Regions from separate parts of the Homo sapiens genome. Here region 1 is linked to region 2. A link is an interaction called in ENCODE POLR2A ChIA-PET data of the cell type or tissue named here. Cell type or tissue: Panc1. All regions are shown on one strand. Each heading gives the region's core, and the rest is flanking DNA. Links, peaks and the distances in the headings are about the cores only.

Evidence for each region. Peaks named below come from ENCODE experiments on the same cell type or tissue, not always from the same donor. Only the 100,000 strongest peaks of a DNase experiment are listed, where the experiment ranks them.
Region 1: POLR2A ChIA-PET joins it to region 2 with 5 read pairs; 1 of 35 experiments calls an interaction of 5 or more read pairs at or near these places.

Annotation. Positions count from the first base shown.
Region 1 is chr10:4,075,552-4,083,213 of GRCh38, reverse strand. It overlaps LOC107984195 (a long non-coding RNA gene), which reads right to left. Exons shown (of 10, transcript NR_176060.1): 5 at 3,776-3,877; 6 at 2,828-2,881; 7 at 839-925; 8 at 395-530. Among named protein-coding and RNA genes, the nearest start is that of MIR6078, 88 kb to the right of the region's middle. In Panc1, for the core only: no CTCF peak of the experiment used is centred there; no DNase peak of the experiment used is centred there; H3K27ac peaks cover 2,340 bases.
Region 2 is chr10:4,667,706-4,675,367 of GRCh38, reverse strand. All of the region lies in intron 1 of MANCR (mitotically associated long non coding RNA), which reads left to right. It overlaps LOC105376373 (a long non-coding RNA gene), which reads right to left and starts at 3,837. Exons shown (of 4, transcript XR_001747338.2): 1 at 3,709-3,837. In Panc1, for the core only: no CTCF peak of the experiment used is centred there; a DNase peak (open chromatin) is centred at 3,707; H3K4me3 peaks cover 608 bases; H3K27ac peaks cover 4,000 bases.

The DNA.
Region 1 (7,662 bases), core at 2,350-6,349, 590 kb after region 2:
GTGTAGTGGTTTTGGATTATGGCCCACAAAGGCCATCAATTATGCTAGAAAACTAAGGAGCTGGGGGAAAATCACAGGGCAAAATGCATTTTGAGAGACATCATTGTCTAGACTCAAATGTCAGCCTTGGCACCCTCTTCTCAGCCTGGCCTAGATCCACTGTTGGGCAAGTTGATTCTAAAAGGTCCATTTCATTCCCCTCCATGCAAAGCAATGGTAAACAATCAAGTATGTCAAAAATGTTGTTGAGAGTGCATGTTTCTTTGGGAGTGATTACATCTTAGCCGTAGCTCATGAGACTCAGGTCTGGATGGAAAAACTTTTCCAGTGGAGGATTTACAGAGAACAATATAAACATAGATGACAAAGCAAAACAACAAGACAGTTATCTCACCTTACAAATTACATACATCATGGCTAGGCACAGAGGCTCATGCCTGTAATCCCTGTAACTTGGGAGGCCAAGGTGGATGGATGACTTGAGCCCAGGAGTTCGAGACCAGCGTGGACAACATAACGAAACCCCATCTCTACAAAAAATACAAAATTAACCTGGCATGGTGGCTCATGCCTGTAGTTGCAGCTATTCAGGAGGCTGAGATGGGAGGATCACCTAAGCCCAGGAGGTCAAGGCTGCAGTGAGTCGTGATCACGTCACCGCACTACAGCTTGGGGGACAGAATGAGACCCTGTTACACACATACACACACAAATTACAAATTACATACATTAAAAAATGCCTTGTATGTATCTCTATGAATTGAGATTTTGAGAGAATTTGTTTTCTTCTGTACATTTCTCTATATTTTCTAAGTTTTCTATAATAAATAAGCAGTACCTTGGAAATTCTTGTTCTGACTTTTCTTAAACAAAAGATATGTTGAAAGATTTCACCCAAGTGCGAGCTTTAGTTGAAATATAGAATCTGAAATAAAAATTAGAAACATGGTTTCATAACAACTCACTTTAACCTATTTTCTAGAAACAGAATGAGGAATCTATTAAAAATTTTAAAATGAAATTTCAAATTCATACCAGATGTTTTCAAAGTAATAAAATACTACTCTTAAATATCATCTTTCTAGTCTTAATTTTTTGGATGTTTTATTTTTAAAGCCAGAGCTTTTTTTTTTTTTTTCTGTGTAAGTGGGATTGGAATGCTGTTCATCACAAGAAAACTCAAATTTTTTAGATCTTAAAGATAGAGGTTGCACTGTGTGACTTCCTTAATTACACATTAGGAAGTGGAGGACCAGAGAGCAGCAGTGATCTGAGGTCACTTCATAAGCAAGGCAGGGCCACAGCTCGAGTGGGCTTGCTCCCTCTCCACACTCTTGGCCTGGGTTTTGCTGCGATTCTGGCCAAATCTCTAGACTGCCTTCTATGTAGCAGTCACTGGCTAGATCCTAAAGGCTTTGACACAAAACAGGATTGGAAGTCGTCATGAGGTCATTAGTTGCCTCTCCCACGGCATGAGGGAGGAGACCGCTTTGACTTATCCACACAGCCACTGATTTGCAGGGAGACTCACACAGACAACACTATACACCCACCAACACAAACACACTCACCACACACACTGCAAGGGTTTACTACTAACTCCAAACACATGTATTTGGAAAACTAAAATACATACAAAGTTTCCAGAGTTCTACTTCTAACTAGAGGGGTATCTGCTCCTGAGGTTGTGGGGAGTATGGGAACATCCCTTAAATGATGGTTCTCACTTAAAAGGATCAGATAAAGTCCACTGAGAGCACTCCTTTTTTTTTTTCTTCTTTTTCAGATGGAGTTTCACTCTTGTTGCCCAGGCTGGAGTGCAGTGGTGCAATCTCGGCTCACTGCAACCTCCGCCTCCCGGGTTCAAGTGATCCTCCTACCTCAGCCTCCCAAGTAGCTGGGATTACAGGCATGCATACCTGGCTAATTTTGTGTTTTTAGTAGAGACAGGGTTTCACTATGTTGGTCAGGCTGGTCTCGAACTCCTGGCCTCAGGTGATCCACCCATCTCAGCCTCCTAGTTCTGGGATTACAGGCCTAAGCCACTGTGATATAATCCCTGCCTCTTTTCTTTCCAGTCAGAAAGGTGGTGTTGCAGATATAGTGGAAAAAGTAAGGATTTGGAAACCTAAGGGTGACAATATAATACATAAACCTCACTTCATTCAAAAGAATGTTTGCTCTTGAGCATGTCACTAATCTCTCTGAATTCATATTTCTGTAAAATGAGGACATTACATTTCTCCCTGCTCTATCATAAAAATTATACATGCTAGATATATATAGCCTATTATGGGTTGAACTGTGTCCTCCCCAAATTCCTGGGTTGAAGGAGGTCATCAGGACCTCACAAAGTGACTGTATTTGGAGATACCGTCTTTAAAGAGGTAATTAAGGTAAAATCAGGGCGATGGGGTGGGCCTTAATGCAACATGGCTGGTATCCTAGTAAGAAGAAGAGATCAGGATATCAGACACACGTGGAGGGAAGATGACCCGAAGATATAGGGAGAGTATGGCTGTCTGTAAGCCAAGGAGAGAGGCCTCAGGAGGACACAACCCTGCCGACACCTCGATCTCAGACTTCCAGCTTCTAGCATTGTCAGGAAATAGATTTCTGTTGTTTCAGTCGCCCAATCTCTGGTGCCTTGTTACAACAGCCTAGCAAACAGATGCACAGATGTTCACAGAATAAGTGCTCAACAAATCACAGAGGCTATGTTCACCATGATTATTACAGCTTTTCATTGGTAGCGAAGAATGTTGGCTCTGAACTGTACATTAGTGACCAAAGATGAGAGATTTTTGTAATTCAAATTGCAACTCACTTTATTCACTTCCTGTTTACTCCATCCTTGCAAAGAGTGTCACATTTAAGTTTCCTGTTTTTACAAAAATTGTATTATTATTATCCACAAAGTATTTTTCTTTAAATTTTTTTTGTACAGAGGAAGAAAATAAAATTGTACCAGGAAATGAAAATCAACCATAAATTATATAAGAATCTGCACCAACAGCTAGAAAATTAATTATATCATAAAATCCTACCCTCACCATATGAGCTATTGAGGTCTAGTAAATCATTTCACACTAAAGGACTTCAGCCTCCTCGTCTCTAAATTATGGAATTAGGTCGAGTCTCTAAAATTTCCTTCATCTCTGATTCTGAGGCTTGGTATTTAAGACCTCACTTAAAGTAGCAAAACAAGAACATCCACTGATATTCCGGTACTCCAGCAGTGACATACTGGATGACTGTCAGCTATAGCCATTGTCTGGAGAGGAAGTTCAAAGACTGAATAAGAAGTTAAACATTGGAGATCGGGACCAGCCTGGCCAACATGGTAAAACCTCGTCTCTACTAAAAATTAACCAGGCATGGTGGTGGGCCCCTGTAATCCCAGCTACTTGGGAGGCTGAGGCAGGAGAATCACTTGAATCTAGGAAGCAGAGGTTGCAGTGAGCCGATATCGCACCACTAAACAGCCTGAGTGATAGAGTGAGACTCCATCTCAAAAGAAAAAAAAAAAAAGAGTTAAACATGGAAGAATGGATGCTGACCAAGTGAAAAACATCTTTCTATTTTATCTTATGGAGTTCAAGTTTGGTAAGAAAAAAAAAATGTGTTAATTAGCGACCAATTTCTGAACGAAAAAAATATATACCATCATGCATTGCTTGACAACAGAGATAGGAGAGATGAGTTCTGCAAAATGTGTCATTAGGTGATTTCATTGCTGTGGGAACACCATAGAAGGAGCCTACAACAGCCTTACCTGGGCTCTTGTCCCTGGCTACAAACCTGCACAGCATGCAACTGTAGTGAATACAGCAGGCAACTGTCACTCAATGGTGAGGATGTGTGTGTCTAAACATATCTAGACATAGAAAAGGTACAGTAAAAATACAGTATTAGAATCATATGGAACCACTCTTGTATATGCCGTCCCTCTTGGACTCAAACTGTGCTATGTGGTACAGTACTGCACGTACACGTACATAATACACTTTCTACAGCTGTGCTCAGACCCTGTTCAAGGTCTCGGACATGATTTTACTGATCATCACATTTTTATACAGAAAGATGGCTTCTCTTTTAGAAAACATTATTGCCAACCAAAAAACTTTCCCCAGTTAAAGACATATAATATATATGTAAATGTATATATTTATACATACACATGTGGTTCTATGCATACATGTAATATATGATATATTAAGGCCGATATTATGGACATTATAGATAGCATCGTATATATATATATATATATATATATATATATATATATATACACACACACGTATATGCAATTTAAGTTTAGAGTTAAATAAATCTGAGTTAAAATTGAGGTTCTGCTATGTAATATGTACATGCCATGAGACAATTAGTTTCCACTTATTCTCATCTGTAAAATTATAATACTGCTTAATGAAAATATCTCTGTGAAAAATAAATATGGGTGTGAAGTGTTTAGTGTGTGTCACATAATATACATTCAATTATAGTTAAATGTTAATTATTATTATTGTTGTGTTATCACTGTTTCTTCATCTTTTGGATAAATAATTCCAATATCTGTGAATTGGGGATAATCGATTACTCCAGGATAGAAATGAAGAATCTTTGTAAGCAGCCAGCCCAGTGCCAGGCAAATAGTGAGTCCTGCCTAGATACACTTTCCCCTTAGTCCTTCTCCTCATTAGAGGAAGGGGAGTCTCCTAAATAGGTCAAGGAAGGGGAACACACCTGCCTGTTCCTCCAAAAGCCTCCAACTGCTCAGCTCTGTCTCCAGGCCCCTGGGTGTCTTTTGCTGGGTGCAGCCTGCATCAAGGTGGCCACAGCTTCTGCCCTGGGGCAGGTGTTTTAATCAGAAGGGAGCTCCAGCTTCTTTCTCATTTTAGGAGTCCCTTCCCTTCCCTTCCCTTCTGTCCCCTCCCCTCCCCTCCCCCCACCTTTCCTTTCCTTTTCCTCTTTCTTTCTCTTTCTTTCTTTCTTTCTTTCTTTCTTTCTTTCTTTCTTTCTTTCTTTCTTTCTTTCTTTCTTTTTTTCTTTCTTTTTCTTTCTTTCTTTCTTCTCTCTCTTTCTATTTCTCTATTTCTTTCTTGCTCTCTTTTTTCTTTCTTTCTATTTCTCTGTTTCTCTCTTTCTTTCTCTCTCTCTTTCTCTCTCTCTTTTTCTTTCCTTCTTTTTTGAGACAGAGTCTTGCTCTGTTGCCCAGGCTGGGGTGCAGTAGTACAATCTCGGCTCACTGCAACCTCCACCTTCCAGGTTCAGGCGATTCTCCCACCTGAGCCTTCTGAGTAGCTGGAAGTACAGGCATGCACAATCACGCCAGCTAATTTTTTTTTTTTAATTTTTAGTAGGGATGGGATTTCATCATGTTAGCCAGGCTGGTCTCAAACTCCTGACCTCAAGTGATCCACTTGCCATGGCCTCCGAAAATACCGGGGTTACAGGCAAGAGCCACTGTGCCTGGCCAGGAGCTCATTTTTCTTACCAATTCTACTTGAATATTTACATGGATGCTTTTCCTAATTTGCCAGTAAGATCTGTATAATACTGGAGAGTGAAAGATTCTTTCTCTTCCAATGTTTGTTCTACAAGTTGCCCTGCAACCGATTATCTCAGAAACACTTGATTTTTCTTTCTCTTTTTCTCTTATTGTCTGTCTGTCTCTCTCTCTCTCTCTTCCTCTCTCTCTCTCCCCCCGTCTTTCTCCAACATTCCTACCACCCCTACTTCTGTTTTGGTGATGGAGTGGCTTTATATACCTGCGCTGCCCAACACACTAACAACTAACCACCGATGGCTATTGAAAACAATTTTTTAAAGATTTTAAAGTTTTACTGTCTCGGTCACATTTTTCTCATTTCTAGTGTCCCAGAGACATATGTGGCAAGTGGCTCCCATATGGGAAAGCACAGATAGGGAAAATTTCCATTCACGCAGAAAGTTCTATCTGACCACCCTCTCCCAGCCTGTTTGGGCCGTTAGGTAGGAATAGAGCTTGGAGGCTGAGGATTAAGTGAGGAAGTTGCTATTGTCGCATGCAAGCAGCTGGCATTGCCGCCTGTGCCATGAGGCTTGCCTCTCGGACTCCAGCCAGAGTGCCTCTGTTCAGTAGTTTTAACAGTCGTATCTGTCTGGGTTAGACTGCAATCATTCCAAATTCAGTTTAAGTCAGCTTTGAGATACGTACACCAAAACACTCGATATAAGCCAGAGTTAGATTAATGGAAATATGGAAGCAGAACAAGACAGGAGATGTCTGGGCCACTGAGTGCCACTCAGACAGCCAACCAAAGATCATGTTCATTTCTGAGCAGACAATCGAATCAGAACCCTGGCTCTGGGACCTGTTCAGAGAAAAACAGAACTAAAGAGAGGACAAGGGAGTGTATGGCACAAGATGACTAAAGAAAGTCTAAGTCTTTGATCTCAGAAAGAGAAGTTTAGAGGCACCTGATACCTAACTTCAGATAGCCAGCAATTTGCCATGACAACGATGAACCCTGCTTGTTCTGGGGCCACAAAACAGAACTGGGAGGAATAGCTCAGGCTGTGCACAAATAGATTTTCTGGCTAATACAAGGAAGGACCTTCTATAATGGCCAGTATTCTCTGAAAATAAAATTGAACTTCTCAGGGAGGTTTCAGCTTCTTTTGAAGAATTCTTCAGGATGGAGAGTCAATGGTTAAGACGCTTGAAGGTGGGAGTTGAGCCTCAGACTTATCTGGATTAAGAGTAAGGACTGTCGGCAGGGTGTGGTGGCTCATGTCTGTAATCCCAGCATTCTGGGAGGCCAAGGCGTCAGATCACTTGGGGTCAGGAGTTCGAGACCAGCCTGGCCAATATGATGAAACCCTGTCTCTACCAAAAATACAAAAATTATCTGGGTTTGATGGCAAGTGCCTCTAATCCCAGCTACTCAGGAGGCTGAGGCAGGAGAATCACTTGAACCCAGGAGGAGGAGGTTGCAGTGAGCTGAGATCATGCCACTGCACTCCAGACTGGGTGACAGAGGGAGACTCCATCTCAAAATAAATAAATAAATAAATACATAAGAGTCAGGACTGTCACATCCCTTTCAGGTCTGTGTTTCCTATGCCTGCATCTTCTGGAAAAGCTCTCACTATATCTAAGCACTAAACAAATTCATGTCTCTGAAAGAGTCCATCCAAAGTTTGAACCCCAATGCCGTTCAACACCTAATGGTATAAACAGGTATGTGTTCAACACACAAAATCTCCAAGGAACTAGTGTTATCTCAATAACTCACAGGGATCTCAAGAAATGACTGCCAGTAAAGATCATCCTTTCAGAGAACTTGTATTTGTGAGAGCATTTTCTTCTTAGGTCATCCTAACTAAAAGGAACGGAAGGGAAAGGAGGGGCGGGTGTCTTAGTTTTCTGGGGCTGCTTTCATGTAGTACCACAAACTGAATGTCTTAGAAGAACCGAAGTTTATTGTCTCACAGTTCCGGAGGCTGGAAGTCCAAGATCAAGGTGTCAGCAGGGTTGGCTCTTCCCGAGGGTGTGCAGGAGAATCTGTTCATAGCTCTCTCCTGGCTTCTCATGGTTTGTTGATGATCTGTTTCATTCCTTGGCCTGGGGAAGCATCACTCTGAACTCTGCCTGTTCCCTGTGGGTGTGTGCATGTC
Region 2 (7,662 bases), core at 2,157-6,156:
GATTAGCCCACCTCAGCCTCCCAAAGTGATGGGATTACAGGTGTGAGCCACTGCACCTGGCTGATTCTTGCATTTCTGTTTGAGACTTTTTCCTAGTTTCTATTTGCTGATGAAACTATTTGTATTTTGATTATTAAGAGCATATTTCTTTTTACACTACTGAGTGTAGTTAAAATAGTTAAAATAATATCCTATGTGCTTATTTCAACATATGTTCATTTGGGTATTGTTTTCCATAGGTTGTCTTTTCTCTTGAGAATGAATGAAATATCCATTCTTTCTTCACCTATTGACTGGATTTGTATTGTTTCTTGAATACTCTGAAGATGTAGAGACTGAATCCTGTTATAATCCTTAATAGAGTATTGATTTTCTAAATTTTAGCGGACAATTATTTTAGACTCATGAACATTGTGTTTTGAACACAGCTCAAAATTCATTCCAAAGTGCTTTGATCCTGCCTTGTGTATGCATGGTTTAAGGTTGGTTAGTTAATTGGCTGAAATTTGTGCATGGGATCTGGGCTCCCCGTCTCTGGCCATCTCCTTTCTGGAATATCTCCCTCACTTTCTGGTGGAAATGATTATTTCAAACTCTGTTCTCCAGTTCTTTAGAACAGAAAAAGTATGGGTTTTCTATCAAGGATTTACTTATTAATGCTGACTGCAATCTGCATTGAGGCTAAAATAATTGAGAACACAGGAAAATTACCCCATGCCATTCTTTCTTCCAAATTGATTCCCTCCTATAATCTTTCAGCCTCTGCTCAATCTGCACTGCCTCCAGGCTACTATTCAAAAAATTTATCCAGGTTTCGAGTGGTTATTTGTGGGGAAATTGGCCTGGCAGGAGCATCTTTGGCCATGCCTGAAGTGGAACACATACAAAATGCTTTTTTGCATTGTCTTTGGCTGAAGCCACTAATATTTCAACTTCCCAAAATATGTCTCTTCTTCATGTATTAACTTGGGATTTTCACAATTCTTTTATAATATTAATTTGGACTACAAATTTGTGCGAAGATCGAAGTAGAATTTAATTTGTTGTAAAAAGCATTTTCTCCCCCAACTGAGTCCCATTCAGATGGCTACTTCACTTGGAGTATTTTTGTCCCTATATGGGGGCATTTTCTCTTATTATTAATAGTAGCTTTTCAATAGTCCCCAGATTTTGCAAGTATCTACTTGAAATTCAAGTATAAGCTTAAGACAGTAACTAGTCTCTTATCTCCTCTTCTCTTATGGGTATTTAAACCTCAACCATTTCACATTCTTCTTTTCATGCTGAGAAAATTATCTTACACCCAGTAAATATGCAGAATCTTTAAAGGACTGAAAAAAATAGGGAAATGTTTAACGTAGTTATCAAGGTAGGTACCTCACACAAGAAACTGCTTGATGATGAACATTTAAGTTTCAAAGCAGGAAAGATAGCCCTTGTGATGAAGGCGATTAGAACGTGATACAAATGACTCTTAGTTTTTCAGTGGACCAGAGCAACAGTTACTGGTTAGTTCAACAGGTGAGACTCAGTCACAAAGAGTTTACGGATCTCGCTGAAAATAATGAAGACAGGTACCATGGCAGAATCACTACCCTATACACAACTGACTCTCTGAGATGAGTGCCTAAACCACATGGCAACCAAATAGGTATTATAATTAGTTTGTGAGAAAGTGGTAATAGTACTTGTTGCAAATCTTGATGTTGTTTTATTAAACAAAACTAAAATATAATTTTATTTAATATTAAAATAATGTTGCAAATATCAATTGATGTAAAATTTATTTGCAGAATCAAAATTCCTATAAGGAAGTATTATAACACTAGGAAGAAAATTATTTTAAGACAGTGACTCATGAAAAAGTGTTATGTGCTATCTGCGAAAATATGCCAATACTCTCTTGGCTGAGAATACGCCAAGAAGATCTTTGTAGTTTTGAACATTATCTTTATTACTTGATTAGCCACTTTTGGAACTGTAAAATGTAATTTAAATGGCTAAAAAATGAATACATTAAGACAATAAGCACTTTAGGCATTTATTATGAACCTGCTATATTTTTATGAAAATGCCTATCAGCTTATTATTTCTTTCAAACTCTAGTCAATACCAAATCTCATTTTTGATTTATGTTTTCCTAATAATGAATTCTTTATTGAATTTAGTTACATGACACTGAGAACAAAGATTTTGCCTCTGGCTGTTATCTAAGCAAGGAAGCTCAAAAAACATTATCTACATACTCTTAATTAGAGAAATCCCTTAAAATATTTTAAACTTCGTGAAAATTCAGACAGTCAGGAGATGCATTTATTATTAAGATTATTTTCAAAACCAAAGCCTTATTAATAAAAAATGAAATGAACAACGTGACTTTTGAAGTTTCAGTCTGTCCACAGCTAGCTGTATAACTTTGGGAATCTTATTTAAGATCTCCATTTCCTAATTAGTAAACTAGGAATTCTATTAACGTCTTCAAAAAATTGTTGTGAGGAATATATAATATATGCATAAAATGTGGACACAGTATTTGGGCCATGATAGTAAGTGTTCAAGAAAAATTTTTTTATAAACTTTCTTCCCTATATTCACAATTTGTATTGTAATTTTAAATATATTTTTTAGAGTAAACCATGACATTTTATTATACATTTGTTTTCACTTTAAATGGATCTTAGCTACAAGGTTGTTTGAACAATATAGTCTATTCTAATCCATCAAAATAAAAGACTAACAAAATAGAAATTCGAAATCTCATAGTGAAGTACACTAGCAATGAATTCAAAGATATAAAGAGAAATCTCTTGTGAGAAATAATAAATCCAAGTCACGTTGGCTTAAGTGATTTCTGGAAATAGAAGAGAATAGGCCACTCTTATTTGCCTGGTATTCCTGGGGGATAAATTGTGCCTTTACAATGAAACTAGTGGTGGCTTGCCCTGCCTGTCCTCAATAGTATAATGTCAGTGACTGCCAAGAATGCAGCTTTCCCAGGATCAAGAATGGAGCCTGCTTCTTTACCATGTTTCCAGAATGATATGCATGTTGCTTAGCCAAATAATTAAATACTTCACATTTTAAGACTTGTTGTTTTCTCTGATTATGATAAAAACAAAATAAAGAAAATATTTGTTAGTCTGAAAAGATATGGTAATGGGATGTCAGGGGAAACGACAGAGTAAGGATCTCTGAAGTTTTTCCAATCTATAAAAACAATGAGAATGCTTTCAAAAATGAGCAGAATCAATCCTTTCAGGACTTGGGAAATTAACCAAAGGCTTGTAACAATTCAGCAGGTTTATTCAAAAAAACTAGTTTAATCTTGGTAAGAGCAGCACATTTTATTGAGTGTTAACATTGCTTTTCTTTTCTCCTCATTTCCACCCCCACCGGGGATGACAGCCCTAAAACTCGCACACAGTAGTAGGAAAACCAGCAGCCTGCCAGCCACTGGGGGCCAAAACAAGTTTGGGGCTTCATCAAAACCCAATTCCAATAGGATCGTCACTATTTTAATTGTCTGATGGTTCCTGGAAGACCCTACTCACAAGGCTTGCCTTTATTTGACCTGACTCAGAGCTTACTCAGAGCAACGGTCTTTCTGCAGGGCATGTATTGAAAGTAGTTAGGAAAATAGAAAGTCACATATATGCATACAGCTGTGGACGTGCTCAGAAATCATCTGAAATGGCCATAAGCTCTCACCTCTGGCTCACCTTTCGGCGCTGCTCAAGCAAAAAGTGAAGGATAAGGCAGAATTACCAAGTGCCTGGTGGAGTCCTGAAGGCATGCCTGAACTCATATGCAGAACCCATCAGCGAAGGCTAGAAGACTGATTGCTTCCAGGCATTTACGGAAATGTCTTTTGAATCATTAGGTGACCACAAAGCTAAGCAAGCAGAGACTTCAGTGATACGTGTGACAAAGAACAGAGACTTTATAGAACTGGTTCGGAAAATTAATTAATAAGAAACAGCAAGAGAAACAAGCAGTGGCAGCAACAAACACCAGAAAGGGAGAGTATCTGATGTCCAGTGTTTACACATTATATTATTAAAAATTTCCATTTTCAAAAAACACTTTAAGTCAACTATTATATACATGCTTAAACTGGGTTGAAGACCCCCAAATCCATGCCCACTCATAAACTCAGAATGTGAGCTTATGTTAAAATAGGGCCTTTAACTATATAATTAGTTAAAATTAGATCATACTGGACTAAAGTGGTTCCTAATCCAATATGACTGGTTTTCTTATAAGCAGAGGGAAATTTAGGCACAGATACATATAGAGAGAGCACCAAATGAACACAAGAGTAAAGGCAGAGGCATACAATTACAAGCCAAGGAATGAAAAGGATTGTCAACAACCACAAGAAGTTGGAAGACAGGCATGGAATATAAATTCCTCTAGAGCCTTCAAGGGGAGCATCACCCTGATGACACCTTGATTTTGGAATTTTAGCTCCCAGAACTGTGAGATAATAAGTTTCTATTGTTTTGAGCTATTTAGAGTGTGGTAGTTTATTAAGCAATCCTAGGAAGCTAGTACAATTCACAAAGACCTAAACACAATCACATCTATAATTAAAATATGAGACTATTTCACCAAATAAAGACAATCAATAAAGAAATAGAAGTTATATTTAAAAACCAAATACAAATTCTATAGTTTAAAATTGCATTAGCTAAAATAAAAAAAATCAACAGGAGGTTTGAGCAGGCATATAAAAGAAATTAGCAAGCTAGCATATAAATCAACTGAGATTATCCAGTGTAAGGAGCAGAAGGAAAAATGAATGAAGAAAAATGGAACTATCCACAGAAACCTATGGAACATTAATAAGCACAGCATTATACACAAAATGGAATTCCAAGAAATAAAGAAGAGAAAGGGAAAGAAAGAATATTTAAAGACACAGCGACCCCAAAAGTAACAAATATAGTTAAAAAATTACACATCCAAAAAGCTAAAAAGATTATAAATAAATGCATACATCTATGCATAGAAACATTATAATCAAATTGTTGAAAGCCAAAACTAATAGAGAATCTTCAAAACAGCATGAGAAAAATGATCCATTATGAATGAAAAAAATCTAAACAAAATTTAGAAATGACTTATTTTCAGATGCAAAGAGGCTGGAAAACAAGATGGAGACATAATCAAAGAGCAGAAAGAAGATACTTTCAACCAAGAATTCTGTATCCATCAAAAGCTACCCTTCAAAATTAAAAGAGAAGTTGAGATTTCTCAGAAAAACAACTAAAATAATTTGTCACTAGAAGATCTGCCTTATAAGAAATAATAAAGGCTGAGTGCAGTGGCTCATGCCTGTAATCCCAGCACTTTGGGAGACTAAGGAGGGAGGAGTGCTTGACCCTAGTACTTTGATACCAGCCTTAGCAACATGGCAAACCCTTGTCTCTACAAAAACTTTTTAAAAAATTAGTGAGGTGTGGCGGCACACCACTTTAGTCCCAGCTACTCAGGAGGCTGAGATGAGAGGATCACTTAAGCCCAGGAGGTCGAGGCTGCAGTGAGCTGAGATTGCATCACTGCATTCCAGCCTGGGCAACAGAGTGAGACCCTGTCTCCACAACAACAACAACAACAAACAAACAAACAAAAAACTGAAGGTAGTTCTCTAGGTTGGAATGACAAGACACTAGTTAGTAATTCTAATCCACAAAACTAAATGCAGTAAATAAAGAGCACAGGTAAATATAATTAAATAGGTAAATATAAAGGACAGTATAAATGCATTCTTGTTTGCAACTAGTGTAACTATTATTCTTCTGTATGATTTATAAGACAACTACATAAAACTAATTATTAATCTGTTTGACATGCATGCATAAAGATGTAATTTGACAATAGCTCAAAAGAGAAGTCAGAGAAGAAGCTTACAGTAGTAAAACTTATTTTATTATTGAAACTAAATTAGTGTTAATCCTGACTAGCTTGTCATAATTTAAGATATTAATTGTGATCTTCAGGTAAACAACTAAGGAAACTTTTCTAAATATTAAAAAATGACAAGAGAATTAACATAGTATATTTGAAAAATGATTTAATTTAAAAAGAAGGCAGTAATAGAGAAATAGCAGAAAGCATAAGCCATAAGATTTTTAGAAAACAAATAGCGAAATGGTAGATGTGAGTGCTATATTAAGAGTAATTACATTAAATGTAAATGAATTAATAGTCCAGTAAAAAGTCAAAGATTGGCAGAATAGATTTTAAAAAGTGATCTATGCTGTCTGTAAGATGCAGACATTAGATGGAAAGACAGTTGTTGTAAAGAAATGATAAAAAATGATAGAACAGGCAAGCAGTCGAAAAAGGAGAGCCGAAGTGGTCATGCCAATATCCAACAAAATACTTTAAAGTAAAAATTGTTACTGCAGAAGAGTATTTTATAATAGAAAATGGTCAATTCATCAAGAAGATATAAAAATTAAAAACATATATGCACCTAACAACAGAGCCCTAAAATACATATAGAAAAAAATAATAGAATTGAAAGCAAGAAGAAACAACTTGACAATAAATTACCAATTTCAATATCCATCTTTCAATAATATATAGAACATTTAAACAGCAGATCTGCCAGGAAATAGAAGACTTAAAGATAATATAAACTAATTAGACCTGAAACGTATGTATAGTACTCTCCATTCAATGACAGAAGAATACACATTCACCTAAAGTGCGCATGAAACATTTTCCAGAATTGACTATAAGATTATAAATTATAAAACAATGATGAAACAAAACTATTTTTAAGTTAAAAGTATTAAAATCATGTAAATTTGTTCTTTCACCACAATGGAATGTAATTTGAAATCAGTAATAAAAGAAGGAGAAGGTCACAAATATTTAAAAATTAAACAACATACTCCTAAATAAACAAGAGATTAAAGAAGAAATTACAAGGCCAATCAGTACTCTGAGGTACATGAATTCAAAACTACATCAACTCTTACGGAATACAAGTAAAGCAGGGCTTATAGGGAAATTTATAGCTGTAAATGCCTATATTAAAAAATAAGATTAAAAATATCAATAACCTAACCTTCTACCTTAAGAAACTAGAAAAAATATTAAGCTAAACAAAAGCTAGGAAAGAAAATATTAAAATTATAGTAGAACTAAATGAAATAAAGACTATAAAATCAAAAGAGAAAATCAACAAAACTGAAAGTTATTTCTTTGTGATAAGATCAATAAAATTGACAACCTATAGCTAGATTGACTGCATTGGAATGAATAGTTGTGCCCCACACTCCCAAAATCATATGCTAGAATTCTACCCCTCAAAGTGGTAGTATGAGGAGATGAAGTATTTGAAAGGTAATTATGTCATGAGGGTGGAGCCTTCATGAATGGCATTAGAGCCCTTATAAAAAAGGAATCTTAAAAAATCTTGTCCTTTTTCCACTATGTGAAGAAACAATGAGAAGACAGCAATCTGCAACCCAGAAGAGGGCCCTCACCAGAACCCAACCCAGCTGACATCCTAGTCTTTAACTTCCAGCCTCTAAAACTGTGAGAGATAAATCTTTGCTATTTATGAGCCGCCCACAATGACTAAGAAATTAACTAAGAAAAAAGAGAAAATACTTGAATTAATATTATACAGGGTGAGATAGAAGA